2 separate regions of the Homo sapiens genome follow, and region 2 is linked to region 1. Evidence: read pairs that join two places in POLR2A ChIA-PET (ENCODE). Cell type or tissue: OCI-LY7. All regions are shown on one strand.

Region 1 (2,500 bases):
GAAATAATTACAACATTATCACACAAATCTAATCTCTGGGATCTAAATGAGAGGATCACACACTCAGATGGCTACAGGGGCGAGACAGGTCACACAAATAAATGAGGGTGCAAGCTCTGCGATGAAGGGTCCACAATCAGAATCAGATCTGTTAAAATAGGCTATGGCCAACTATTTCAATACCAGCAGTATCACTTGCAGATTCTTTCAGAGAAGCTGGAAATCTGAAATTTTTATTAATAGATGAGATTTCTGGGTTTATTAATGTTAGCAGTTTAACCAAAGAGTTTAGAAACACCTTGTTGGCTAAAGAAATGTATGTTTCAGGGGAGTGGCCTTGACCCACAGACCACCAGTTTAGAAATGCTGATCTAGACTACTGCAGATTAGTTTGTGAGACCAGCCAGAAATAGGATCCAGAAAGGTCAATATACATGGGAGAATGGTTAGAGCACCAGGAACCACTGGAGTGACAGGCTCAGGTGGGTGGATCCTCAGAAGCTGCTCTGGGGCAGGAGAAAGACTGGACTTGGGAGCAAGAAGGATGCTGAAAAGATGAAGCCCGTGACCGAAGGTGACCTGGGCATACTTGACAAGCTAATCTAGGGCTGGCCCCAATGCCACAGATATCTGTATTTTGAATACAGGTTGTTTTTACTTCCTTGGCAATCAGGTTACACAGAGGCAGTATTGTTCAATTCCTATGGCTTCCCGGGACCTGAATTGCACCTGCTGTGCATAACGATGGCATCATCCATAATTAGGCAATGACTTGCTTTTGTCTTGAGGCTTCTATGGGCCTTACCTGATGCAGGCATTCTGGAGGGAGTGTAAGTGGAAAGACTCTAGCAGAGTCAGGTAATATAATTCAGCACACTAAAGTGAACTATGGAACAGGTGCACATACAATGCAATAGCTCAGTTTCACTTTTAATGACTTGCATTATCACACAGCTATTTGGTTATCGTTTTCATAACTCAACAATCTCAAATTAAGACTTTACTATACTTATATAATGGTCTTCTATCCATGGGCAGAGACAAGCAAGGTACAAAATCAGGGGGGAAAATGAAGGCTAAATATGTATTACTAATATTCAAAATGAGAATCAAACATTTGTTATTTAAAAGTTATAGGACAATAGCAGTTGATGAGTGGTTCTTAACGGGGGCAATTTTACCACCACCAGGGGACATTCGCAATGTTTGGAGACATTTTTGGTTGTCACAACTGAGGGTAGCGTTTGCTACTGGCATCTAGTGGTAGAGACTGGGGATGTTTCAGAATATCCTACAATGTACAGGAAGACCCCCAACAATGATCAGCCCCAACATATCAACAGAGACAAGGTCAAAATAGTTCGAAATATGCAATAGTTTGAAAGAAAAAAATTCATCTGCATGTAACTTTAGAAATGAAACTAGGGCGTAAATTAAAGGCAGCCATGCATATGCACGTAAATTAAAAGGTTAAAGGTGTGCATATGTGTGACTGATTACAGCAAATTGCTGTCTCTTCATGAACTCTTAGCTGAATTAATCAAACCAATTATATATGTAGGAAGCAACCTACCTCCTCCGATAACAAGAAAATCATTTTCGCATGCAGCTTTAAGCACGTGGAAGGCCCCCAAAAGATGAATGTGCTGATGACATGCAGAGCAAAAATCATACGAAGAGGAAAAACTTGAAGAGCAAAACCTAGGGTCCTTGATCCTTCCAAGTGGACCCACCAATTGTGTCTTCTCCACTCATTGCTCCCAGTGTGTGGTAGAGTTGATCTCCTTTGACATCTTGCTTTACTAACAGATGCTTTAAATATAAAACAAGTTCAAAGACAGGTAAACAGAAGCTGAGGCTTTCATGCAGTAGAGTGTACTGTGGCTAAGTTATCTGTCAAGTACAATGTTTACTCAGTTGAGATACCTCTCAATTGAAGATGCGGGCCATTATTTCCTAAAGGGGAGTTCTACCCTGAAGTATAGTCTGAGCTGTTAAGGACAGAGGATAACATAAAATAGCTGAAAAGTTTGGGATATTGAGATAAAATGCTGAATTTCGTATTGAGATAAAATGCTGAATTTCATGAAGCATCTAATAGAAAAGAAGCAAGATTGAGGGTTTTAGGTTTTGCATTTTTTTTTTTTTGAGACTGTCATGCTCTGTCACCCAGGCCGGAGTACATTGGTGCTATAGTGGTGCTGTCACTGCAGCCTCCGCATCCTGGGCTCAAGCTATCCTCCCACCTCAGCCTCCCAAGTAGCTGGGACCACAGACACATGCCACCACCCCCAGCTAATTAAAATATTTTTTCTTTTGTGGATACGGGGTTCCCCTGTGTTGCTCAGGCTGGTCTCGAATCCCTGGGCTCAAATGATCTTCCCACCTCAGCCCCCAAAGTGCTGGGATTACAGAAATGAGTCACCGCACTCAGGCATTTCGATTTTACTGAAAAGGGGCAGGAGTGTGGGGCCTGGCTTTTAAATGAAATCTGTACACA
Region 2 (2,500 bases), 180 kb before region 1:
TTTTTCTTAGACTTAGAATCACTCTTTTAGTGTTGCTATCTAAACTCTTAGAAATGGGATAGAGGTCACTGAGCTTTGAACACTTGGTTTCTAAATTCAACTTCTCCCAGTGGGAATACCTAATTAAAATGGTAAGATCACAGGTTGCCCTTTGCCTAGGAAGACACTATTACCAATTCTCCCTCTTCCTCCCCCTACCCATTAGGATCCACTGAGAGTTGGTTAGCTGTGATTAATACTGTCATCTGTGACCATGAGTAAGTAGCTTGAAATTAACTGGTCCACTTTGTAATCAAACCTCATTTGATCAACATGTTGTCTTAACCAGATGAGGCATTGTAACTGCAGATAAATTATGTTAAAGAAAACCCCACAACTTGCAAATCACATCAACATTCTCATCTGATCAGTGAAATTGGAAGTTTATGTTTTATTGTACCATGTACAATCAAAAGCAATGGTTCTCAAACTTAGCTGCCCACAAGAATCACCTCAGGCTTATTAAATAATAATCTCCACGAGGGACATTACTTTTTTGTTTCTTTGTAAAGCTTTTCTAGGAAAATCTGGTGTGAAGCTAGATTGAAAAACACCAAAGCACTTGCCACGCTTCTTTTGGAATTGCTTTTAAAAATCTATAGCACTCTTGTATAGCCTTAATGATTACAAACTTTCATTTCTATGAAAATGGCTTACATTTTTTTTTTTTTTTTTTGAGTTTCACTCTTGTTGCCCAGGCTGGAGTGCAATGGAGCGATCTCGGCTCACAACCCCCGCCTCCCGGGTTCAAGTGATTCTCCTGCCTCAGCCTCCTGAGTAGCTGAGATTACAGGCATGTGCCACTACGCCCGACTAATTTTGTATTTTTAGTACAGACGGAGTTTCTCCATGTTGGTCAGGCTGGTCTCAAACTCCCGACCTCAGGTGATCCGCCCACCTCGGCCTCCCAAAGTGCTGGGATTACAGGTGTGAGCTACCGGGCCTGGTGGCTTGCATTAATTTTTAATTAGCTCAAGGGAAGACTGGAGAATATGGATGCCTTATTACAAACTTGGATAATACTAATTTTGGTAAAAAAAAAAAAAAAAAAAAAGGACTCTTAGGAGTATTGCATGAGTCTGTAGGCAAGCTTAAGAGGAGAATCTTTAAAATGCGATGAACACAGTATGCATACAGACTTTCTTGCCCTGAGGGGTACCCTCCTCAGCACCCTCTCCCCCATCAGATGTAGATGTTGAAATAGGTTTGTGACCGTCTATTTTATAGTCACACACATACACTGGTTGCCTATTGCTAGAGTTGCACTGGAACAAATGCAAATTCTGTCCTTTTCCTCACTTGATTTCACACTCTTGAGGTAAGCTTCCTCAGTCTCTTTCAGTCTACAATTCCATTCCATTAGAAAAATTTTTTAATACAGAAGATAGTATTACATAGAAAGTAAAAAGGTTCATTCTGTAGGTATTAATATCTGACATCAGTTGTATAAACTTATGAGAAAGAAAATACTTTATACCATATACCAACATGCATAGCTGATATTGCCTATTTTTTGTGAAGGATCTATAAAGTTTTACAAGATCAAGTTCTCCAAAAACATTTTCTAATAAAACAATGCAAACTTTCACCAAAATATGTGCCAAGAAAATCTACCTTCAGATTCAAATTCAATTTTCAAGGTTCTGTGCAGTCTGCCAAAACAGCCAGTAATTGGGGACACACGCTTTTAAAAGCACAGGTTTTGGAATTAAGAGACTTGGGTCCAAATTCCTGCACCCCATTAACTATTAGTGGGATTTCGTAAAAATTTTTATGTCACTAAGCCTGAGTTTTTTCACAGGCTCTCCATAGGACCAAATGATCTAATACCGGTCAAGTTCTTATCACAGAGATGCTATGCAAGAGGGCTTAGAAGTCAGCATTTAACACAACATGCCGACTGGGAACAGTAGCTCATGCCTGTTATCCTAGCGCTTTGGCAGGGCGAGGCAGGAGGATTGCTTGAGCCTAGCGGTTTGATGACAGCCTAGGCAACACAGCAAGACCCTGTCTCTACTTACAACAACAACAACAAAAAAAAAAAAAAAAAAAAAAAAGCTTGCATGGTGGTGTGCACTTGTGCTCCCAGCTACTTGAGAGGCTGAGGTGGGAGGATCGCTTGAGGCCAGGAGATTGAGGTTGAGGGTGTAGTGAGCCGCAATTATGCCAGTGTACTCCAGCCTGGATGACAGAGCAAGATGCTGTACACACACATACACACACACACACACACACCCATCTGCAACCACGTAAGAGCTGGTCTGTATTTTCCACTTTTTACCTAAAGTCAAGTATCAAATAACTTCTACTTATAAAAATATCCTTATACTGTCATAGCCCCAATAGTGCAGTACAAATTTTAATGTGAAGTTCAATTCTTTTAAAGATTTTCTTTCAAGACACTGAGTGATCATTTAGCACATTCATCTGAAGATTTACTGAGTGCCTACATCCACTACAT

What was found. Peaks named below come from ENCODE experiments on the same cell type or tissue, not always from the same donor. Only the 100,000 strongest peaks of a DNase experiment are listed, where the experiment ranks them.
Region 2: POLR2A ChIA-PET joins it to region 1 with 34 read pairs; 2 of 35 experiments call an interaction of 5 or more read pairs at or near these places.

The regions. Positions count from the first base shown.
Region 1 is chr2:224,645,203-224,647,702 of GRCh38, forward strand. All of the region lies in intron 2 of LOC105373909 (a long non-coding RNA gene), which reads left to right. Among named protein-coding and RNA genes, the nearest start is that of CUL3, 61 kb to the left of the region's middle. In OCI-LY7, CTCF peaks have their summits at 1,256 (motif pointing left) and 1,475; a DNase peak (open chromatin) is centred at 1,229; H3K27ac peaks cover 1,200 bases.
Region 2 is chr2:224,467,599-224,470,098 of GRCh38, forward strand. No RefSeq gene overlaps it. Among named protein-coding and RNA genes, the nearest start is that of FAM124B, 67 kb to the left of the region's middle. In OCI-LY7, no CTCF peak of the experiment used is centred here; no DNase peak of the experiment used is centred here.